4 separate regions of the Homo sapiens genome follow, and all the other regions are linked to region 2. Evidence: chromatin contacts called from ENCODE Hi-C or POLR2A ChIA-PET data. All regions are on one chromosome and are shown on one strand. Each heading gives the region's core, a stretch centred on a gene start or an enhancer-like site at or near the end of the contact. The rest is flanking DNA. Distances are from core to core; before and after follow the strand shown. Region 1 overlaps RERE (arginine-glutamic acid dipeptide repeats). Region 2 overlaps RERE (arginine-glutamic acid dipeptide repeats). Region 3 overlaps RERE (arginine-glutamic acid dipeptide repeats). Region 4 overlaps LINC03154 (long intergenic non-protein coding RNA 3154).

Region 1 (2,727 bases), core at 123-2,622, 150 kb after region 2:
TTCAAGTCTCACAGAAAAAAATTCTACTTTATATTACTCTTAAAAATATTCAAAACAAGGTTCAATTAAAGCCAAATTCTCATATAAAAAGCATTTCCCCTTGGCTCATTAATCAAGCAGCTATTTAAGAAAATAATTTATATAAATGTTTATAGCACAAAAATAAAGTGCTTTATTTGAAAAGGGAAAGATAAGAACGTAGTCAAGAGCAATGTTAAAATCTCAGTTGGAATATATGCCCAGTAATCTTTTAAAGCCAAAATGATTTGGCAAGATTTTCATGCAATTTATGAGTGCATGGGATGTCTGAAGCTGGTTATAAAATTGGTTTTAGTCAGTAGGATCAATGATTCTCAATCTGAAAATCTCCCACGGCCCCCAAGCACTGCATATACTTCTTTTTTTATTAGAAAGCTAGCAGTTCTGAAAGAACTGCACAAAGCTGATGTGATCCACCAAATGCATAATGCACATCTTCAGAATCACCCATGTAAAAACACGTATTTACCAGAATTGAGCAAACGGTTTTGGCAGGGCAAGTATATATATTTTTTAAATCTTCAAATCAGCATGCCTGTAATGGGCCAGAAAAATGAGTGAGGCTATTACCATCAATATCAATTAGTCCAAACAACACATGATAACTAATGTGTCTTTACTAGGGATGTCTAGAAATGAAACCATGGGTCTAGGTTGAGACCTACTCTCTTAACACCTAACCTCTGTCTGGGAATGGATCACAGGATTAAGTGACCTCAAATCCTTGTGAACAGGGAGCAACAAAATCCGTAATTTGGGCAATGATACTGAACAGAGGTATTTCTGGCTGTTTCTCACAACCTCAGCATAGCTTCATGTCCAAAGATCTATTGTGCCATCTGTAAACAACAGAGCATTTGCTAAGCTGGGGAAGGAAGTCAGCCAAAACGTGAAGGCAGATTCTCAAGGCAAAGAAGGCCCTCTCTGCTTTTTCAACCCTCAGCAAATCAGCAGGTTTATGTAAATATAGCAAAAGCACAGTCCCCTCAAGGGTAAAAATCTCAGTCTGAAGCATTAGGCAGTGTGTCATTATGAAACACAAAGAACCTGTCAGCATCTTTTCTGACAGCCTCCTACAGAGCAGAGTGGACACTTACCTCACCCACTAATTTAGCAAGCAGTGCCACACACGCCAGTACTAAAACTGTGGTCACAACATATATAGGCAATGCTCAGCCACTGCTCCACCTCATAAAGAATTTTCCTTTCCATCAATGTGTCTCCGCCTATTAATCTTTGAAATACCTTCTCATCCCTTTGCAAAGCATGGCAGTGCCACTCTGATATAATTTCCAATAGAAAACCCCATTGTAAAAAGCACGCATGAACAAAGACTTTCTCACAAAGAGATTTCTCAGAGACCAAGCTGGGTGGCACAGCGGTGAAATGGGAAGTTGACTCTCAGGACTGCACCGCTCTTCTGCTTTCTGTTTCTCCTCTACATGACTCCTCCACCCTCAATGCTTGGAGGTAACAGTCAATGAGGTACAGTATGTTGGTCTAATATTGCAGAATAAAAAATCCACAAGTATCTCTCTACAGTTAAAACAGATGTCCTCCATTTTCCAAGACACACAAAGAGTGTATATGTTATGTGTGTGTGCATGCTGGAAACAACGCTGAAATCCCGGTACCCAAATTCCAATCCAGAGTCTCTGGCATACTGCATGTCCTCCAACAAACCCTCCCAGTTCTAGTCTCCCAAACCATAAAACAGCCAAACCCATCACCATTCCTCAACTCTATAAACAATGCACTGTTCTTCATAGTAAACACTCAAAAATTATATGAGGAACAAACAAACTAAACAGAGACATGGTTTAAAAAAAAAAGAAGAGAGAGATCCTAGCAAGAAAGTTGCTACGCTCTATCAATATGAACAAAACAAATGCTGTATTCTAATACTTCTTTAGGAAATAACTCGATTGCCAGGTAACCTACTTTAGTTTCCTGCCAGAATCTTTTGCTGTGAGGGGTACTCATATTGACTGTAACACTGGAGAATTTAAAAGGGAAAAGGACTGCTGCTCAGGAAGCTCAGGTGACAGCATCACTGGAGCCCTGGAGTTCAAAGCTGCAGTGAGCTATGATCCAGCCACTGTACTCCAATCTAGGTGACAGAGTGAGACCCTGTCACTCAGTCATACATACATACGTACATATATACACACATACATACATGGAAAAGGAAACAAAAATTGGGAAAAGTGCACCTCCATAAATGAAGCCTTCCCAGTCCTTACCCTTACTCTGTTTATCAACTGTTATCAAAATCAGCTGCATCATCTTAAGGATTCTAAACTTGGTGGGAAAAGATCCCAGATAACATATATCTTTGTTCCCCTCTTTTTTAAACATAATAATTACATTCCATGTATTGAAATGTCTATAGATTCCCAAGTAGTGCTACAAAGAAAGCCTCACTAAACACAGAACACTAAATATTTCTAGCAAACATTCATCTGTCTTTATCCTCATTGCTAACAAGGACAGTTAAATAATGAGAACAAACAAGTTGAGGGGAACAGGTCATAATAAACTAAAAGGGATTTTGTTGAAAATTCCTACATTTCTCTTTTCTCCTTTAAAAGTCAGGAAATCTCCCAATGTATTGAAAACTTAAAAACTGATCTCAGATAATTATCTTCCCAACTTTAAAAAATAATGCTGGGCCAGGCATGGTGGCAC
Region 2 (2,700 bases), core at 122-2,621:
TAGACTGCATTCAGGCTAATTAAATAATTCCAGTCCATGAAGAACAATATTAGATATCAAAGTCTTTTGCTATGCAAAATATCTGTTTATACATCACAAGAAACTGTCAAAATAACTGAGAAAGGAAAAAAGTATTTGGAATAAATCTTAAAATTCTTCATATAGTTTTAATTAATTATTTCGACTATTAAGATAAGTGAGAAAGACCTTGCCGAAATATGTTCAAAACAAAATTTAAAAATTTCTTAGCCACGTGCAGTGGCTTACACCTGTAATCCCAGAACTTTGGGAGGCTGAAGTGGGCAGATCTCTTGAGGTCAGGAGTTCAAGACCAGCCTGGCCAACACGGTGAAACCCTGTCTCTACCAAAAACACAAAAATTAGCCGGGTGTGGTGGCGCGCACCTGTAATCCCAGCTACTTGGGAGGCTGAGGCAGGAGAATCGCTTAAACCTGGGAGGCGGAGGTTGCAGTTAGCCGAGACCGCGCCACTGCACGCCAGCCTGGGTGACAGAGCGAGATTCTGTCTTAAAAAAAAAAAAAAAAATTCTTGGCTGGGCGTGGTGGCTCACACCTGTAATCCCAGCACTTTGAGAGACCAAGGTGGGCAGGTCACTTGAGGTCAGGAGTTTGAGACCAGCCTGGCCAACATGGTGAAACCCTGTCTCTACTAAAAAGAAATACAAAAATTAGCCGGGCATGGTAGTGTGTGCCCATAATCTCAGCTACTCAGGAGGCTGAGGCAGAAGAATCTCTTGAACCCAGGAGGCGGAAGTTGCAGTGAGCCGAGATCACGCCACTGCACTCTAGCCTGGGCGAAAAGAGTGAGACTCTGTCTCAAGAGAAAAAAAAAAAAAGAAAAGAAAAATTTCTTATAACCATAATTCACAAATGTCAATACATTTTCATTTATACCTCCATCATCGATAACCTAGTGCCAAGTCAATATATATGAAACATGTAAATGTTAAAAAACTAGAATTGAAACTAAGAGCACAATATTTATTTTTATTTGGCCATTATCATTTCAAATAATGCTATTAGGTACCAGAGAGGCTAAAATTTGTCTGAATGGTCTTACGGGAGCAAAATTCAGGGATAATGGAAAAGACAAAGAATTTAACTGCAGAGGGTAGGGCTTGAGAGAAAGGTCTAGTTAATTTTCAGAAGGAAATATAGTTATTGAACCAATCTTCCCTCCCTCTTTCCATCACTTTCTGAAACTACAATGTTCCAGGAATTATGCGCCAGCCCTGGAGTCACATGGAAGAAAGGAGGGGGTCGCAACATTTGCTGAGCAGTGCACAGTGTGCTAGGAACTGTGTTAGGTCTTTATGATTTCATCATTCCACACACCTCTCTTCCACAGCCAGAGTACTAAAAATGAGGAAATGAAATCCAGAGGTTCAGTATGTTTCTCTAGGCCACTTCCCTAGCAAGTAGCAGCATGAGGATTCTAACATAAACCCATGTTCTAGGAAGATGTCCCTACCCTAGAATGTTGCTACTGGGGCAGTTTAGGACAGGCAATCTGGTGGGAGCAATGGGTACGGGGACTTTTTCCGCTGCAGTGACAAAGCAAGCACACTGTCTTTTCTTAACTTGGGGCTAGGGGATGAGGGTGGGTGGAGGAAAGGAGGGAGCCAGCAGCTCAGAAAAGAGGAAAGACACACATGTAAACAAACTAACAAAAAAATCCCCATCCATGAAAACACTCACAGTGCTAAATGAAAGCTGATGGGGATGACATTTGCTCAGTCTGGAAAATCTAAAATGCATTCACAGGGGAGGTTTTGAAAATCAACAACCAGTATAATATGATTAACTTGCCTATGCTTTATGAACAGCAACAACCACATAAAAAACACTATTCTAGGAGAAATAAGCAGTGCTATTATTGCAGTAAAAACAGGCTACACGAGGCAGGGCGGACCTGCGTCCTTCGCTTCTTTCGCTGTCACAGAAGAGGCTGAGGTAGGTCATTTTTGGAACTTTCCAGTATTCAACATTCCTTCACTTAACAAAGATTTTTTCAAAGGCAAAATATTATAGAATATTCTTCTAAAAAGGAATAAACAAATGGTAATAATGTTAATACATTAATTTAGAAAAATAAAAAAACAATAAAACCATTGAATTAAGCCACATTCCCCACGCCAAACACTAAATGAATGGCTCCTGCACAGGCTTCACTTACACTTTAGGGATTAAGGTTGTGCCTCTTAATTTTCAAGTCTCTGTGAAAGCTGAAGTTTATGCCACAGGTCTTTAAATGCAATTATGGATAATTAATCATTTACATAGTTAACATGTCTACAGCCTGACTTCTTTTTTTATAAATGCGAGATCAGCCACAGAATAGTAGAAAGGGAGGGTGCGGAGGGTGTAGGCTGCTTGCCGGGGCAGGAGGACTCCACAGACGCAGTCAATAATCTACTAAGAAGACTCAGCTTGAGGACCCACAATGAGTCTAACTCTGGCCACAGGGAGAAAAGCTCCTGGCACATTCGTGAACCTAGACTGTTTATGCTGCTTTTCTCAATAATTATTTGTCAGCTGAGAAAGACCTATGTCTGGCCACAAGTGGAAATGGTTCAGGACCACAAATGGAAACTAAAATATGTTTTCACTTACTCCTGGCATCCTCATAGCCTTGAAAACAGAAAAAAATTTGTGACATGAAACTGGGCAGAAGGCTGGA
Region 3 (2,879 bases), core at 142-2,641, 170 kb after region 2:
CAGCCTCCACAGACCTCAGTGAAGACGCAGTAGCTAAATGTTAGGACCATTTGTTAAAATATCGGGGACTCCCTCCCCACTTTAAACAGTAACTTGATTGAATGGAAATTTTCCATTTAGAAAATAGTTGCATGTTATCTTTACTTTTTCTTTTAAGGCAAACTTTTACTGAAGTGTAATACATATACAGAGAAGTGCAAAATGCAGTAAATTTTCACAGAACAAGTCCATGTAACCAGTACCATAAAACGTAACATGGCCAGAACCTGGGGGTCCCCTTAATGTTCTGTTCCCTGTACCCATAGGGCAATCTCTCTCCTGACTTCAAACACCAAAGATTAGTTGTGGCTGTTTTAAAATTTTCTATAAAAGGAATTATACAGTATTATGCTCTTCTGTGTCCACTCAACATCATGTTTCATGTTGAAATCATTTACCTGTTTTTGCGATGGGGTCTCACTCTGTAACCCAGGCTGCAGTGCAGTGGTGCAATCACTGCTCACTGCAGCCTCAACCTTCCATGCTTAAGGGATCCTCCCACCTCAGCCTCCCAAGTAGCTGGGACTACAGGAGCACACCACCAAGCCCGGCTAACTTTTGTATTTTGAGTAGAGACAAGGTTTCGCCATGTTGCCCAAGCTGGTCTTGAACTCCTGGGCTCAATCTACCTACCTACCTCCACCTCCCAAAGTTCTGGAATTACAGACGTGAGCCACTGCACCTGACCTATAGTCATTTACTTTAAATAGGTTTTAGAAATAACGTATATTCCATTTTTATTCAAACTAGATCCTCAGGTTTCATTTTGCCTAGTTTGAATTTTTTCCAGCTTAAATTCCATTTGCATCAAAAGAAAATAACACTTAAGTGATCAAAGTAAACAATTCTAGTTTCCAGGGCATTTTTCCTCAAAATTGTCAAATAAAATGGTCAAATATTTTGCATCACCTAAGATTTCACAAACCACAAACTTATATACATAAATACATGTTTTGCACTATGTTCATGAAAGTAGAAGGAACACATATTCTAGGACTATAGGGTAAATAGGACAATCAAACAAAATTATCAGTTAATATGACAAAATGTTAAAAAATTAATACATACTTTTGAAAAAAAAAATACATTTCATTATCCAAATAGCAAGCAATACCAATATGCCAAAATAAAAAAAAAAATCTCACAATAATATGAAGTTAGTTTTTTAACCAGTTCTACCTACACCAGAAATAAAGGAATCAAATTTCCTAGAACCTAACTGAAAACAGTAGAAAGAAATTAATATGCCACCTACAGCAAACTCCAGAAATCAATATCCTATGCTAAAGAAGCCCAGAAGGAAAATCTGGCTGCACACAGCTGTGTAATAAATCAATTTGTTACCGTGACAGTCATCTCAAAACAGGAGTAATGGCTGACAGACAACAAAGAAGTTAGATCTGACTCAAGGACAATATACAATAGAGCCCCACAAGGTTTTTGTTTTGGTTTTATTTTTAAACAAGTCTGTTAAATCATTCATTGGGAAGTAATACAAAACAGACTTCCAGAAGTCTTATTCTAATTTTAACATCATCAATGAGTCAATAATTTTTTTTAATGTTTCTAGAAATTTCTTTATTCAACAAATATTATGGAATACAGGCTGGGCGCGGTGGCTCTCACCTGTAATCCCAGCAGTTTGGGAGGCCGAGGTGGGCAGATCACTTGAGGTCAGGAGTTCGAGACCAGCCTGGCCAACATGGTGAAACCCTGACTCTACTAAAAACACAAAAATTAGCCGGGCGTGGTGTCACACGCCTGTAATCCCAGCTACTCTCGAAGATGAGGCAGGAGAATCACTTGAACCCAGGAGGCGGAGGTTGCAGTGAGCTGAGATTGCACCACTGCACTCCAGCCTGCATGACAGGGCAAGACTCCGTCTCAAAAAAAAAAAAAAAAATGTATATATATTATGGAATACACACTATGTGTACACTATTGTCAGTAGATGGCAGGAATTCAATGATGAGTGGGGGAAAATAAGAATTGCTGTTTTTTTGGAGAAGGGAGACTTATTAATCCTAATAAAATTATTACTGTTCTAAGTGCTAGAAGAAAAGATACAAAAAAGGCTATAACAGTATTTATTAAGGAAATGTATTTGACTAACCTGGGAGAAAGGCAGTGACACTGGGGTGGCAGAGCTTAAGAAAAGATAAGAATTAAGTGTGTTACCGAGACGAGAAGAGCAAGTGCAAAGGCCCCGAGGCAGGCGGGAACATGGGCAGTGTAAGTAACAAAATCTATTATGCTGAGCTCCTAAGGACAAAATTAAGGTAATCCCAGAGTTTAGCAGCAAAGGTGAAAAAGACCTGGTTGTGACAACGCATGAGATTAAACCGTAGTGATAAATTCTAAATAATATTTAATTTCTCCATAAGATCACATGCTTCTAAACACTAAACAATTTAAATATAGCTTGGGACAGAAAAGTATGATTATATGAAAGCCTACCTTTATCCTCAAAGTATCCCTGCTATGCTCATTCTCAGTGACATTTCGAGAGGTCCCTATAATTTATACTTATTCTGAGTAGTAAAACCAATTCAGAGATGTAGAAAGCAATAAATATTTGAAAAATCTTAATTTGTGCTTTATATCCCATAGAAATAAATGAGTATTAAAGATCTATTCACTTGGAAGCGGTGGTTCACGTCTGTAATCCCAGCACTTTGGGAGGCCAAGGTGGGTGGATCACCTGAGGTCAGGAGTTCGAGACCAGCCTAGCCAATGTGGTAAAACCCTGTCTCTACAAAAAATACAAAAATTAGGCCAGGAGCAGTGGCTCACGCCTGTAATCCCAGCACTTTAGGAGGCCGGGGCGGGCAGATCACAAA
Region 4 (2,827 bases), core at 140-2,639, 190 kb before region 2:
CCTGAACTTATTTATCTTAACTGAAATTTTGTATTCTTCTTTAAAAATTGTCTTGTCTTTTCCATTTTATTTATTTCTTTATTTTAAGACAGCATCTCACTATGTTGCACAGGCTGGTCTGGAACTCCTAGGCTTCAAGCCATCGTTCCATCTTAACCTCTCTAGTAGCTGGGACTACAGGCAAGCACCACTCTACCTGGAATGAAATTTTGTATCCTTGGGACCAACTTTTCCCCAACCATCCCGGCAGCTCCTGGTAACTACCATTCTACTCTCTGCTTCTATGAGTCCAACTATTTTAGATTCCACATATGAGTGAGATCACGCATTCTTTATCTATCTGTGCCTGGCTTATTTGACTTAACATAGTGTCCTCCAGGTTCATCCATGTTGTAAATGACAGGATTCTCTTCTTTTTTAGGGCTGAATAGTATTCCATATATAAATGCCACATTTTCTTTACCCATTCATCTACTGATGGGCATTGAGGTGGGCTCCATATCTTGGTTATTGTGAATAGTGCTGCAATGGACGTGGGAATACAAATGTCTCTTCAGCAGACTGATTTGATTTCCTTTCCTTCAGATATACACCCAGTAGCGGAATTAGAGCATGACATGGTTTGGCTGTGTCCCCACCCAAATCTCATCTTGAATTGTAGTTCCCATAATCCCCACGTGTCATGGGAGGGACCCAGTGGGAGTAATTGAATCATGGGGGCGGTTACCTCCATGCCATTCTTGTGATAGTGAGTTCTCACGAGATATGATGGTTTCACAAGGGGCTTTTCCCCTTTGCTCATCTCTCATTCTCCCTCCTTCCACCTTGTAAAGAGGTGCCTTCCACCATGATTGTAAGTTTCCTGAGGACTCCCCAGCCATGTGGAACTGTGAGTCAATTAAACTTCTTTTCTTTGTAAATTACCCAGTCTCAGGTGGGTGGGTAATTTCTTTATAAATTACCCAGTGTGAGAATGGACTAATGCAGAGCATGTGGTAGTTCCATTTTTATTTTTTTGACGAACCTCCACACTATTTTCCATAATGGCTATACTAATTTACATTCCCATCAGAAAATATCTTATTAACGTATTTGTTGGGCTGCTTTCACATAGATCAGATGACGGTGACTTAGACAAGACAGAAGGTTTATTTTTCCTGCACATAAAAGCCCAAGCAGACATTAGGTGGGGCTGTGGGGTGAGTGGCTCTGTTGTGTGAGGTCAGCCTGCAGCCCGCCTCCTCCACGTGGCTCTGCTGCGCCCAGGGTGCTGTCTTCCTCTGCATGGTCAAAGGCAGTGCACTTGCTCATGTCCATGCTGCAGTCCTCAGAAAGGGAAAGGGGTCAAGGACAAGCAGTGTCTTTTCAGAAGCGTCCTGGGAGCTCAGGTCCACACTGGCCAGTGTGGGACCTCTCACACTGGCCAGTGAGAGAGGCTGGCCTTGTAGTCACCAGTGCGTGGCCAGTCAAACCCAGGGGGCTTCAATTCCAAAAGAAAAAAGGGAACTGGATGACAGGGAACCAGCAGCAGTGGCTGCCACAGACAGCTCTGCCGAGCTGGGAGGAAGCTGGAGGAGCGGAGCGGGCAGAGGGGCAGAGGGAGTGGTCAAGAGAGACGCTGAGGTCCCAACAGTAAGAGATTGTACTAGAGGGAGATCTCAGAGAAGGTGGGCACTGTAGGGCACAGACGGAGACCTTGGCCTTGGACAGGACGAAGGCGGGAAGCAGGAAAGAATGGAAAATAGCAGGAGGTTTGCAGGTCTGGCAGCCACCAGTAACAGCCATTTTCTGTGTAAGATAGGAATCCGAGTCTTCTGCTGTGATTGAGTGGGAGGGGGAGTGGCTTGGTGTCTGAGAAGGGGGACAGTTTGAAACAGTCCTTGCTAAGAGGGGTGATCAGGAACCTACTTGCTGGTGGTGGGACGCCACCCTGGGAATCTCACCAAAGCTTGGCAGGATTGAGGGGCAGGTGAAGTTGGTTACCATGGTATATCATAGCCCTGACCTTGGGGGCTGGAAGATTTCAGTTAGGGATGCAAAGCAATTCAAGTAAAAGTTTTGAGAAAGTAGACAACTGAGTTTCTCCAAAGTCCCTATGAGGACAGAAATGAGGATGCTTTCACTGGAGCGATGACACAATTATTTCAGTAAGTCTCCCAGAGTGCGGTAGAAGAAAACGCTTTGTGTTTGCAATAATAGATCTGGGGAAAAGGACTGATGAGAACCAACATTTCCATGAAGTCACACTGACATTTTTTATTCGTTAGACTTTGTCAACCAACGCATGCACTTTTCTGAACAGCAAGCATCATTCACGAATGCAGAACAAAAACAGATAGGTTTTATTGGTTTCAGAAAGACATGGCGAGATGAGCAGCAGGCAGCTTGCTCGTTCCATGCAGTGGAGGAGGAAGAGGCTGGGCCCCTGCTGTGTGGGGGCAGCCCGGGAAGGACATGGTCACCAGCCTTGGGTCATCAGTAATTAGTGAGCGTCACGGGTAAAGAGTTTTATAGTCAGTAATAGTTTTCTGTAAATGAAAATTGCTTCTCCTCACTGGGCAATTTAGTTATATCTAAGTTAATCCAGGAAAGTCTTATTCATATTAACTATGACACATATGAGTCAATGAGTGTCACCCGGAGACTTAAAGAGGAACTGGTGTCCTTTCAGTTCTAGAACAGCTGGCTGCAGTGGCCGGGTGTTTGGAGGTTGTTTATGCTGTTTCAGCCATCTCCAGGAGAGGCTAACGGGTAACTGGTGGTAGGATTGGAGTCAGGGGCGCTATCTTCCACCGGCCTTTCTCCTCCCAGATTGAACCAAGTTCAT

What was found. A loop is a pair of places that touch in the nucleus more often than their neighbours do. ChIA-PET counts read pairs that join two places held with the same protein, here RNA polymerase II (POLR2A). Pooled maps may share reads with other maps.
Region 1: a pooled map shows a loop between it and region 2 (5-fold over the local background). The contact joins two enhancer-like sites. A Hi-C loop is called at or near these places in 1 of 37 single-sample maps with no recorded cell type and 4 of 50 pooled maps. POLR2A ChIA-PET finds 5 or more read pairs at or near these places in 1 of 52 experiments (B cell).
Region 3: a map with no recorded cell type shows a loop between it and region 2 (6-fold over the local background). The contact joins two enhancer-like sites. A Hi-C loop is called at or near these places in 10 of 37 single-sample maps with no recorded cell type and 7 of 50 pooled maps.
Region 4: a pooled map shows a loop between it and region 2 (5-fold over the local background). The contact joins two enhancer-like sites. A Hi-C loop is called at or near these places in 2 of 37 single-sample maps with no recorded cell type and 4 of 50 pooled maps.

The regions. Positions count from the first base shown.
Region 1 is chr1:8,628,544-8,631,270 of GRCh38, forward strand. All of the region lies in intron 2 of RERE (arginine-glutamic acid dipeptide repeats), which reads right to left. Among named protein-coding and RNA genes, the nearest start is that of SNORD128, 130 kb to the left of the region's middle. RefSeq lists an enhancer at 1,277-1,396. Within about 2 kb of position 1,373, at least 7 of the 41 ENCODE cell types and tissues checked have a DNase peak (open chromatin) inside an H3K27ac peak, as active enhancers do.
Region 2 is chr1:8,474,845-8,477,544 of GRCh38, forward strand. The region is part of intron 10 of RERE (arginine-glutamic acid dipeptide repeats); the gene reads right to left. Among named protein-coding and RNA genes, the nearest start is that of SNORD128, 19 kb to the right of the region's middle. Within about 2 kb of position 1,372, at least 3 of the 41 ENCODE cell types and tissues checked have a DNase peak (open chromatin) inside an H3K27ac peak, as active enhancers do.
Region 3 is chr1:8,647,805-8,650,683 of GRCh38, forward strand. The region is part of intron 2 of RERE (arginine-glutamic acid dipeptide repeats); the gene reads right to left. Among named protein-coding and RNA genes, the nearest start is that of SNORD128, 150 kb to the left of the region's middle. Within about 2 kb of position 1,392, at least 2 of the 41 ENCODE cell types and tissues checked have a DNase peak (open chromatin) inside an H3K27ac peak, as active enhancers do.
Region 4 is chr1:8,280,767-8,283,593 of GRCh38, forward strand. All of the region lies in intron 1 of LINC03154 (long intergenic non-protein coding RNA 3154), which reads left to right. Among named protein-coding and RNA genes, the nearest start is that of LINC03154, 23 kb to the left of the region's middle. Within about 2 kb of position 1,390, at least 4 of the 41 ENCODE cell types and tissues checked have a DNase peak (open chromatin) inside an H3K27ac peak, as active enhancers do.